Regions from separate parts of the Homo sapiens genome. Here region 2 is linked to region 1. A link is a contact called in ENCODE Hi-C or POLR2A ChIA-PET data. All regions are on one chromosome and are shown on one strand. Each heading gives the region's core, a stretch centred on a gene start or an enhancer-like site at or near the end of the contact. The rest is flanking DNA. Distances are from core to core; before and after follow the strand shown.

Region 1 (6,202 bases), core at 861-3,360:
TCTAACTCTTTCTGTATTTCCTGGTTAAAAACTGTAATGAAAGGAGATGTGTGATTAGTCTCCCCAAACCTCCATCCAAGTTCAACATAAATTCTAGGGTGTATGTGGAACAGAGAGCTCTTTCAGAGCAAAGAGCTCTAAAGAGTTTGTCTGGAAGGCACATCAAGAGGCAAATGAATTAAAATGCCAGATTTGCTAAAGCCATTGTCCAAAAGGAAGTGAATCCTGGGGGAGGTGTGTGAGGCTCCAGTCTACCAAGTGGGTTTTCCCAGGTTTCCTGGCTTGAGGGCAAGGTGGTAGCATTTGCATCTTAACTGTTACACTTGAGAAGACACTAAGACATCCCTTTTAATTAAGTCCAACAAATAGCATGGAAATCTTCCACAAAAAAATTCCACAAAAAATTATGATATGTCTGATTAGAAGAAATCAGTCACAACAGGGAAGAATTTTACAAGATAACGTTAAGTGAAAAAAAGCAAACTAAAACACTGTGTCTATAATAGGATTAAAATGGTATAAAAATGTCATGCATATGGACAAAGATTGAAATGAAATTTGAAGACTGATTGGGAAGAGATGCTGTTGGAGATGAATTTTTCCATTTAATTTTGATTTTCAATGTTTTCATGTTTGTAAAATAAGAACAGTTTTTGCAGAAGAGCTCTGGAGAGATGTCTCTCAAGGTGGAAATTATCCCTGCTGTTTGAGCTCTAAAGAGGGCAAAACCCTTGAACAGTGTTAGCCTCTGATGCTACTGGTGGTTAATTCTGTTCTCTGGGGCAGGGCAGGCAAACTATGGCCCATAGGCCACATCCAGCCTGCGAGACAAAAATGGTTTTTACACATTTAAATGGTTGGGAGAAAATGAAAGAAGACTATTTTGTGACATGTGAAAAACAGCATGAAATTCAAATTTCAGTGTCCATAAATAAAGTTTTATTGGAACTCAGCCATACTCATTCATTTACTTTTATCTATGGCCGCTTTCAAGCTTACAATGGCAGAGTTGAAGCGCAGTGAGACCATATGGAATGGAAGGCCTAAAATATTTACTGTGGCCCTTCCCAGAGGAAGTTTGCCAAGGCCTGCTCTCGGACATCAGTTCAGTATGGCCAAGAGAACGTGGTCGTCTGCATTATCTCTCCATGTCTTTATCCTCACTCCTGCTCACCTCCTTGTGGGGAAAGAACATCATTGAAGTCATCCAAGTGCCAGCCTCAGATAAAGCTTGAAAAGTACGTGGCTTAAAGCTTCTAGGCCAGGCGCGGTGGCTCACGCCTGTAATCCCAGCACTTTGGGAGGCCGAGGCAGGCGGATCACGAGGTCAAGAGATCGAGACCATCCTGGCTAACACGATGAAATCCTGTCTCTACTAAAAATACAAAAAAATTTAGATGGGCATGGTGGCAGGCGCCTGTAGTCCCAGGTACTCGGGAGGCTGAGGCAGGAGAATGGCGTGAACCTGGGAGGCGGAGCTTGTAGTGAGCCGAGATCGCCCACTGCACTCCAGCCTGAGCAACAGAGCGAGACTCTGACTCAAAAAAAAAAAAAAAAAGGCTTCTAAAATATCCTCCTTACTGTTGGTGAAATGGGGATTCGGGTATAATAAACACTTCATGGGGGTTTCGAAGCTGTTTAGTTAATACTTACTCTCTCTTGGAAATGAAAAGCCCAATATCCGGGGATTGTTGTCACTGCTGTTATTATCACGGTGATCATTCCTATATATGGTCAAAGAAACAGTCAGAGGCTGTCACACTCCACTGCTCATTACAAACGAGACCTTTTTCCAGCTGAAACAATAACACGTGAGTCTAATTAGAATAAAGCTCATTAGAGACGGAGAAAGCCATTAATGCCTCGATTGATTTTTCTAATGAAGTAATCCAGGGGAGGAGACTTTAACAGCACAGCTAATTATTTTTTGCTTTTCTTCAGTATGTCTTTGGCATTTAAAACTGTTCTTATGACTTGTTGTTTGACTATAAACGAAAATGCTGCTGAAAAGTGCTCTGTGATTAAAGAGGCTCTGACACATCCAGCCCTGAGAAAGGGATGGAAGGCACCTGCTTCCTACAGGAGGAGGGCCCTGCAGCCCTGCAGGCGGTGGTTTAAGCCCAGCAGCCCCTGGGGATAGCCTTCCTTTCACTTTTCCAGCCTCCTCTTCCTGTGTATTCTGGATTCTAGCTAGTCGTGCACAGATGCTCAAGCTGCAGAACGTGGTTATCTGCTCCTGCAGTCCTGGTTCAAGGACAGAGCTGAAACATACAGATTCTTATGGAAACTTGGATCTGAGGTTGCCTCTGGATGGTAAAACATGGAGGAAGGGGTTAGGGGATAAAGGGTGTTAGGTGGACAGAGGAGGGAGATGCCTATTAAATTTATGCACCAGAATGCAGGTGGGGCAATTGTGCTTCATTAATCAGGATGCTGTTTGCCACTCAGAAAGCAGTTAAGTCCCACAGTACAGGATAAAGGCTGTCAAGGAAGGATAACAATAAGTCAAGAAACTGAGACTCAGGATATAATAGACTTGGGAGACTCAGAACAGAGAGGATGGGAGGAGGATGTGGAGTAAAAAACTGCATATTGGTACAATATACACTGCTTGGGTGATGGGTGCACTAAAATCTCAGAATTCACCACTGTGTCATTTATCATGTAACCAAAAACCACTTGTACCCCAAAAGCTACTGAAATAAAAAAATTTATAATTTTTTAAAAGCCTTACTGAATGAGGAAATTATTCAACAAAAGGCATTATCTCAGTGACTGTGTTATTAGAAATATAGTTTAGTGATAATGCACAGTCCAGCAACTAACAGAGATTCCCAGTGTCATCCAGACAGGTAAAGGAGCGGAGGAAAAATTCTTCAGGTGATCCTTCAGCTAGTCACCAAGCCAACAAGAGCCTGCTTTATCACAAGCATAACAGCTTACACTTCCAGACAGAAAGAAGCCTCATTAAAATGAACTTCTGTCATGAGCCTTTATTACAAAACTTCATGTTTGCTTTGTACAAACCCAAGAGTCTTGACCGGACTTGTTTGCTGACTCCATTGCCCTACCCATGAGGTTCTTTAACTCAGAACTTTATGATGAAAGCAAAAGACAGAGTTTAAGATGCCTGGCTGAGGCCGGGTGTGGTGACTCACACCTGTAATCCCAGCACTTTGGGAGGCCAAAGCAGGTGGATCAGCTGAGGTCAGGAGTTTGAGACTAGCCTGGCCAACATGATGAAACCTTGTCTCTGCTAAAAATACAAAAATTAGCCAGGCGTGGTGGTGCATGCTACTCGGGAGGCGAAGGTTGCAGTGAGCCAAGATTGTGCCACTGCACTCCAGCCTGGGCAACAGAGCCAGGCTCCATCTCAAAAAACAAAAAAAAGCCCACTGAACATTATGGAAAGAGAACTGGACCTGATTCCACATGTGATTTATGTGGGTATTAGTAGTCCCCTTTATCCACTGTTTCAGTTACCCAGAGTCAACAAGAAGAAGGGTGAGTATAGTACACTAAGATATTTTGAGAGAGAGAGAACACATTCACATAACTTTTATTATAGTATATTATTAGAATTGTTCTATTATTAGTTGTTACTGTTGTTACTCTCTTGCTGTGCCTAATTCTTTTTCCTTTTCCTTCCTTTTTTTTTCTTTTGAGACAGAGTTTCACTCTGTCACCCAGTCTGGTGTGCAGTGGCACGATCTTGACTCACTGCAACCTCCACCTCCTGAGTTCAAGTGATCTGCAGTCTCAGCCTCCCGAGTAGCTGGGATTACAGGCGCACGCCACCACGCCCAGCTAATTTTTGTATTTTTAGTAGAGATGGGGTTTCACCATGTTGGTCAGGCTGGTCTCGAACTCTTGACCTCAAGTGATCCACCCACCTCGGCCTCCCAAAGTGCTGGGCTTACAGGTGTGAGCCTAATTTATATAGTTAGGTACGTATGTGTAGGAAAAATATAGTATATGTAGAGTTCAGTACTCTCTGAGGTTTCAGGCATCCACTGGTGATTTTGGAACAAATCCCCCATGGATAAGCAGAGACAACTGTACTTAAATAAATACAAATAATGAATAATGGACAGTGGGATTCTAGTATCAACTTTGGTTGCCTCTCTTTGCAGTCCTGTTGCCCCTCTCCTAAGTTCCAAGCTATTCATGTAACAGGGCCTATGCCCTATTCTGTGTGCATAGTTTTGCTCAAAACTTATTATCAGTTGTGTTGTTTAAAAAGGCTGCATCTTCCATTATGATGTGCAAAACGTTGATGGTTTTCTTCCCTTACTAAAGTACCAGGACACTTTCTGTGTAATACCATTTAACAGCCTCCACCCTGCTACCCCCACACCCCAGCACTGCTTCCCTCCAAAGCCAGAGTGTTCACAACCCTTGGATATGGGCCACACGAGGACTCCATTAGGTACCCAAAATACAAAGATGGACAAGAAACATGTTTTCCCCCTCAGTAAGGGAGGCAAACATTTTGCCTAAAATTCTATACAACATGATGGTGCGATGGAAGGACCACTGAGAAGGGAAGAGACTGTTTCTCCCTAGGGCAACTACAGGGAAATCCCAGCTACTTGGGAGGCTGAGGAAGGAAAATTGCTTGAACCTGGGAGGTGGAGGTTGCAGTGAGCTGAGATCATGCCACTGCACTCCAGCCTGGGTGGCAGAGCAAGACTCTCTCTGAAGAAATAAAAATAAAGAGATGGGAGCAGGAGAAGCCAGCCAGGACAGAGTGAGAAGCACCGAGGCCCTTTGGTACTTGGCTTCTTTGAGGATCTGAATGTGAACTGACTGATTGAGATGTGGGCCCCATTTCTCACCTAGACAGTTTTATTTTCTGTTGGACCAGTTGGTCTCATTTTTCAGTATCATTGTAAGAGCTATAATTTATTAAGCACCTACCATGTGCCTAGCTTTGCTAAACACTTTCATGTATATGCTTAATTCCCACAACTCTGCAAGTTAGGTTTTATTGTCCCCATTTTACAGATGGAGAAACAGATTCAACACTTCCTCTCAGTCACTTTCATCTAGTCTACTCCAGTGGGAGAATACTCAGTTCACACTGATTGTTACATGTCTGAGGGATGTGTGTATTGGGCTGAATGCATACATGTCTATAGAAACATACTAAAAACATATATGATGAATCATACCTGACACTGAATGGCAAGGCCTAGACCAGCAGTCCCCAACCTTTCTGGCACCAGGGACTGGTTTTGTGGAAGACAATTTTTCCATGGATGGGGAGTTGGGTGGGGCGGGGTGGGGGTGGTTTCAGGATGATTCAAGCACATTACATTTATTGTGCACTTAATTTCTGTTATTACATATTCACCATAATGTAGAATCAGTGGGAGCCTTGAGCTTGTTTTCCTGCAACAAGATGGTCCCATCTGGGGATGGTGGGAGACACTGACAGATCATCAGGCATTGGATTCTCATAAGGAGCACACAACCTAGATCCCTCACATGCACGGTTCACAGTAGTGTTCGTGCTCCTATGAGAATCTGATGCTGCCGCTGATCTGACAGGAGGCAGAGCTCAGCTTCACTCACTCGCCTGTCGCTCACTTCATGCTGTGTGGCCTAATTCCTAACAGGCCATGGACCAGTAGCGGTCCATGGCTTGGGGACTAGGGACCCCTGGCCTAGACTATTTGTCTATTTTAAACCTGTGGAGGAAAAGTACGTTAGGCACATTGGAGGAACAGTTTCTTAAAGTCACTCTTTGAGCTGTTGCTCTTTAAACTAGCAGGATTTAAAATTAGGATGATGTCCTTTCCTTAGTACTTCTAATTCTTATAGACACACTTCAACAAACAAAAACCCCTTACACTAGAACCTTAGAAATGTGTGTTCTGCACTGACATCAACTTACACTTCCAGGAGGATAATAATACAGATAACTGAAGAAGACGTGGAAGCCTCTACACAGAGTAGGGTGTGGTCGGAAAAATTTTGGTAGGCAAAGGTTCCTTGGGGTTTTTTGAGTCTGCACCCGAAGGCACTCATGGTTCTTTCAAACAAGCCTTCTTTGTCACCATCACTAGGAGTTTCTGTTCTCCCAGCTTTCGAGGGCCTCCTAGGGATCTTGCTCTCTGCAGCTTTCAGTGTGTCCTTTGCACAAGGGTGGGATTGTGACTAAGATCCTCCAGTTCTAATTGAGTAACGCATCCTGACA
Region 2 (6,215 bases), core at 1,198-3,697, 38 kb after region 1:
CAGGTGGTGACCCAGCCTTGATCATGACCTTTCATATTATGACCAAGACATGCAAAAGACACCACCGTCCTGGTCCCTTAAGCCACTGTATTGTTGGCAGGGCAGCACAGGCTTATCTCGATGAATACAGTTGCCAACGTGTCAGATTTCAGATTTCCAGCATCCACCAAAAAAGTGGAAGATCTAGCAACACTACGTCCACAGTCCTGCAGGGCAGCAGTCAGCAGGCACCGAGTCAGTTTGCCACAGACCCAGCCATGCCTGGTGATCTGAGGTCTGGTGTCCCTGCCACAGCCCTTGAACTGTTGCTTTTCTGACCCTTCACCCTTCTCTATAAACTGACTGATTCTTGCAGACAACTGTAATTTAAAAACAGCCCTGCAGCTTATTTGAAGCATTTGAGCCTCTGAGTAGAACATGACTCAGGGAATCCAACTGCTGGTGAACCTCTTGCCTGCCTCTTCTCTCAGGACTTTGTGCCACTTAAAAACCCATACCTAGGCTCGGCACAGTGGCTTATGCCTATAATCCCAGCACTTTGGGAGGCCAAGCCGGCAGATCACTAGAGGCCAGGAGTTTGAGACCAGCCTGGCCAACATGGCGAAACCCTGTCTCTACCAAAAATACAAAAATTAGCCGGGTGTGGTGGCACGTGCCTGTAATCCCAGCTACTCTGGAGGCTGAGGCAGGAGAACTGCTTGAACCTGGGAGGCAGAGGTTACAGTGAGCCGAGATCACACCACTGCACTCCAGCCTGGGCGATAGAGCAAGACTGCCTCAAAAGAAAAAACAAAACAACAAAACAATAGAAAACATCCACATCAGTTATTTCAATCCTGGTTTAAGACCTAAATCAGACCCAGTGCCTAACAAATATTCTGTGTGTCCCCTTTACATCCCTGAAATTAAATTAATATTACCCACCTACACACACAATTTTAAAAATCAGTATAATGCCCTAATTGAAATATAAAAGAGAAATAAAAGTCATTTATGATGACATCATATGTGTTTCAATATGTTAAAGTTTGGTGCAACTACCTTAGCAGCCAGCAGGAAACAGTCAGATACTTGCTTGCAGAAAAAGCACCACCGCAAATCTGACAGCTGCAAATGCAGATTGGTACAGGTGTATGTGGTTTGGGTAACTCAAATACCACAAGTGGCATTGGCATTAGGGATGTGATTTTTTCAAAAGGTGAACAACACAAAATCTAGTTTATCCCTGATTCTCACAACAGTTGCATTCCTGGAAAAACTTCACGCATTTAAAAATATGCAACTAATACTCCATGGTCATGAGTCAAATGGAGTTTGATTTTAGGCTCAGATTATTCTGAACATGTTCTCCACTCAAGAATGCACAGTGGGCTGGGTGCGGTGGCTCATGCCTGTAATCTCAGCACTTTGGGAGGCTGAGGTGGGCAGATTGCCTGAGGTCAAGAGTTCGGAGTTAGAGACCCATCTGGCCAACATGGTGAAACCCCATCTCTACTAAAAGTACAAAAAAAAAATTAGCCAGACATGGTGTGCAGCTATAATCCCAGCTACAGCTACTTGGGAGGCTGAGGCGGGGGAATTGCTTGAACCAGGGAGGTGGAGGTTGCAGTGAGCCGAGATCATGCCTCCACACTCCAGCCTGGGCGACAGAGCAAGACTCTGTCTAAAAAAAAAAAGAATGCACAGTTGGCACCCAGCCATTATGCAGGACAGGAGCAGTTCTTCATTGGGAGCGTCACCCAGAGCATTGCAGGCTGTCTAGCATTTCTGCCTTTTCCCGTTAAATGGCGAGACCATCCCAACTCAACCATTAAGACAACAAAATTCACCCCCACAGATGCTTTCCCAATGAGAATCACTGCACCAAACCAAGAAGACACACAGAGAGGTGAATGGGGATATTGGGTAGGACTCCAAGATTTTCCTCAGACCTCAAAGATAATGAGACATCACCTCAACATGATTTCCTGTGACTATCCAGACTTGTTAGGCTTTTTCTTCAGCAAAGGAGTCAGGAATGAACAGAAAAGACTCTAGTAGACTCCAAGGTGAGTGTCCCGTTGGCTTTTCCCTCTCTGGACCCTGGGAGAAGAGGAGGAGGTAGATGACTGCTCGGCAGACAAGCTCTTCCTCCCCACCCCACTCAAACCCAACAAGACAAACTTCACTTCTTGATTTCTGTTTTTAAAAAGGAAGAACAAATAAAGCAAGAGGCTGAAACTGAATGAAATTCAGTTCTCCTGTCCCTCACATCTCCTGTCTATTAATAGCCTCTTTGAATGAGTCACATTGAGACATTTATTGGCTGTCTCTGAGAGTGCTTTTACCCAAAATAGTTCCCAAGCCATGTTTCTATGCTGCTGTGATGCTGGGACAGCCAACACAGGCGCCGTTTCTCAAAGAAGAAACATGCATGTAAATCAGGTTTCACCTGGGCGGGCTGGGCCGGGGCCCAGAGTCAAAATACCAATCGGCCCCTCACAAACTTAAAATACTGAGGGCATGAATGCTTCATCCTCCGGACTCTCCCCCAGAGACCAGCCTCCTGGCGTCTCCTTGAAGAAGCACCTCATTGTCTCCACAGACCTTGGTGTTGTCTCAACTCTTACATGGTTTCTTTAATGGCTTTTTGGGGGAATGCTGTTGTGCTTCCACATGTGTGTACTGAGGGGACAGGGACAGAGAGAAAACAAGTGAGATGTTATTTCTCCCAGGACCCTAGAGCCAGGGTCTGCTCCTCCTTGTCCCTCAGAGCCTAATCCCCTCAGGGCAGGTGCCTCACTTTCCTCATTTCATGCCACCCCAGCCCCTCATTTCCTCCTCTGTCCCAAGCCATTTTTAACTGTCTGACTGGGAAGGATCTGACCTGACAGGACAATTAAATATTAATACTGTGATTGAAGAGTCTGTGTGTAAATCAATTAAAAATAGGACATGTGGGGCTCAGATATTTTTAACCTATTTTTTCTTTCTGTCTGGAAAACTCTTGCTGCATAGCTCAGACCCGGGTGCCTTGGGGCTGGGATGGATTCTGGAAGGTGGGGAGGGCAGGCTGGGAAGCTGGTCACCACCGTCCTCAGATGGGTGCTGTGTGTAGGGGCTGATGTGGCCTTTCTCCTACCACGCAGAAAGAAGGGGGTTCCATGCACCAGTCCCCTCCTCCTCCATCAAAACCTCCCAGGACTAGCTGTCACTCTCTTTGGGCTCCCCTCCTGTGCCAGTTTACATCACGTTTGTAATTATTTGATTTTTTATTGCACTGTATTCTAGAATGTGAGGGAACACATTCTAGAGGGCAGGAACCATCCTCTCCATCTTTCCATACAGGTCCCCGCCCAGCTGGAATGTGCTGGGCACTTAATAAATGTTTGTGCAATGAACCAACAGCAAGACAATGACATCTGCCACTTGTTACAACTTCCTTATTTGAAATGGCAAACCTGTTTAATGACAATCCTTCTGCCCCTTCCAAGTCAACTCAAGGTAGCATGTGGGTGAAAACAGTTTACATGGAGAAAGTATAATGTTTATAAATAAACATTTATTCCATCATCTCTTTCTGTAAAAGAAGCAGAGTGGGCAGCTGCTCCCAGACCCCGAGATAAATTGATTACCCACCATCAGCAGGCACAGATTTTGGCTCTGAGCTTCCTGGAAGCCCAGGCCAAAAGGAAGACATTGTAGGCAACATGGTTTTCATTTACTCAGCCAAAAGATCACAAGTCAGTCTGCAGAGACAAAGTTTTTCCAAAACTCTCTAACTCAAGAGTGATTTGGTATGTGAATCCTTACACTGAAATCCTAAAGCAATTAGCCGGATATGGTGGTGGGCGCCTGTAGTCCCAGATACTCAGGAGGCTGAGGCAGAAGAATCACTTGAACCTGGGAGGTGGAGGTTGCAATGAGCCAAGATGGCACCACTGCACTCCATCCAGCCTGGGCGATACAGCAAGACTCTGTCTCAAAAAAAAAAAGAAAAAAGACAGAAATCCTAAAGCAAGCTTGTCCAACCCACAGCTCACGGGTCGCATGCAGCCCAGGATGGCTTTGAATGTGGCCCAACACAAATTTGTAAACTTTCTTAAAACATTAGGAGTTCTTTTGCAATTTCGGCTATTGTTAGTGTATTTTATGTGTGGCCCGAGACAATTCTTCTTCTTCCAGTGTAGCCCAGGGAAGTCAAAAGATTGGACACCCCTGTCCTAAAGTGTCATTTAGCTGTTCCTCAAATAAGCCACACTGACTTCTGCCACAGGACTCGTCCATCTCCTGGAATGTTCGGCAGAGCTTCTTGACATTCGCCTCCCTGCTCAAGTATCCCCTCAGAGCAGCCATCCTGCCCCCCAGCACCCACTCCTAGCACCACACTCGAACCACACTTTGCCTTCCTTTATTTCTCTCCGTTGCATTTACACTCACTCATCCAAGTCCTTTACTTATGTGTTTGTCTGCTTGTTTTCTGTCTCCTTCACTAGACTATAAGCCTCATGAGGGCAGGGATTTTGTCTGTTTGGTTCATTGCTGTATTCCCAGGTCCTAGATTAGCACTTGCTATCTAACAAGCGTTAAATATATATTAGCTGAATTGTGACTCGAGGACATTTTCAAGCAGGATTTTTGGAAGTGACAGAAACACTGTTTTAAAAGAAGACTCCTGTAATTATGAAGACTGTCTGATGAGTATGATATAAAATGTTCCAGGTACTTTGATTTCTTATAATACAATTTCATACAGGGATAGAATGTGGAGGATCTATAAATGGGTTGCATTAACAAGTTCCTGGGTCTGTCATCTGTCTCAAACATCAGGAGCCTAAGTGAGATTTGGCAAGTCTTCTTTCACTCAGGGTCTGCTCTTAATTGGACTTCCCAGCAACTACTCCAAGTACAGCTCTTCAAGACTGCTTAAAATGTGAACCTTCTGGTTTAGCTACCGGACAACAAGGCAACACCTGCAGATGCTTAAGAGCTGGATTTACAGCCTCATCCTCCGAAAAAGAGAACTAACTTCAGCAGGAACAAGGACAGCTGGAGTAACTACAGGCAGAGCCAGTGCCTCCTGTAAGAGAACTCTGAACACTGTCTGGAGCTCACACAAGTTCCTGGAATAATGCTTTAAGTTCTATAATCTGTAATGCCTTGAAATTCTATATCTGTATGATATATAATCTGTATTAGTTATCTGTTGCTGCATAACAAATTATCCCCAAAGATTAGCAGCTTAAAATGACCAACATGTGTCATCCCATAGTCTCCGTGGGTCAGGAATTTGAGAGCAGCTTAGCTGGGTGGTTCTGGCTCAGGGTCTCTCACGAGGTTGATGTCAAGATATTGGCCAGGGCTGCTGTCATCCAAAGGCTTGACTGGGGCTGGAGAGTCAAGGTGGCTCACTCATGTGCCTGCTGACAGTTTCTCACTTTGTTCTCCTCACCACCAGGGCCTCTCCAGAAGGCCACTTGAGGGTCTTTATGTCATGACAGCTGGCTTCCCCCAGAACAAGTGATCTGAGAGAGTGAGCAAAAGGGAAGCCTCAATGCCTTTATGGCCTCATCTCAGAAGTCAAACAGTCTCTTCCACTATGTTCTATTTGTTGAAAGTGAGTTGCTAATTTCAAGCCATATTCAAGTGAAGAAAAATTTAGCTTCACCTCTTAAAGGAAGGAGAATTAAAGAATTTGTAGACATATTTTAAAAGCAGCACACCAGCTAATGTGAAGAAAGTGGTCTCAGCAGGAGAAATATGTGCAATAGCCATTACCAGGCAGAGAGGTTCTGTGTAAGAGGAAGCATGATGCACTGAGAAGATCCTGGATGAAGAATTAGACATTCCAGGACTCACATCTCAAACCCATCACTTAACAGCTGCATGAATTCAAAGATGTTTACCTTCTCTGGGCTTCAGTTTTCCCTTGTTTAAGATGGAGATAATGTTACTCATTTTGCTGAAATACTACGAGAAATAGAGAAAGTCCGTGTCAATCTCTCTGGGCACACAATAAATACTCAAAAAATGGTAGGTCTTATTAAATTGCGCCATGACACCTCTGTGAATCCTTAATTCTTGAAGAATTATAAATGGGTATACTGTACAATGTAGGAAAATGGATAAACCACTAAAGAGTATTACCTAAGATATGCCACATAAATGGCAGTAGATGTTTATCTAATATAGTAATTTTGGTTTGATACTCAGCTTATCCATCTGGGATATTTATG

Evidence for each region. Hi-C counts contacts between places; a loop is a spot of excess contacts on that map. ChIA-PET counts read pairs that join two places held with the same protein, here RNA polymerase II (POLR2A). Pooled maps may share reads with other maps.
Region 2: a pooled map shows a loop between it and region 1 (2.1-fold over the local background). The contact joins two enhancer-like sites. A Hi-C loop is called at or near these places in 4 of 37 single-sample maps with no recorded cell type and 4 of 50 pooled maps. POLR2A ChIA-PET finds 5 or more read pairs at or near these places in 1 of 52 experiments (MCF 10A).

The regions. Positions count from the first base shown.
Region 1 is chr1:184,609,306-184,615,507 of GRCh38, forward strand. The region is part of intron 5 of C1orf21 (chromosome 1 open reading frame 21); the gene reads left to right. LOC107985236 (a long non-coding RNA gene) reads right to left here. Exons shown (of 4, transcript XR_001738328.3): 3 at 1,654-1,796. Among named protein-coding and RNA genes, the nearest start is that of EDEM3, 140 kb to the right of the region's middle. Within about 2 kb of position 2,111, at least 12 of the 41 ENCODE cell types and tissues checked have a DNase peak (open chromatin) inside an H3K27ac peak, as active enhancers do.
Region 2 is chr1:184,647,301-184,653,515 of GRCh38, forward strand. No RefSeq gene overlaps it. Among named protein-coding and RNA genes, the nearest start is that of EDEM3, 100 kb to the right of the region's middle. RefSeq lists an enhancer at 2,147-2,476. Within about 2 kb of position 2,448, at least 3 of the 41 ENCODE cell types and tissues checked have a DNase peak (open chromatin) inside an H3K27ac peak, as active enhancers do.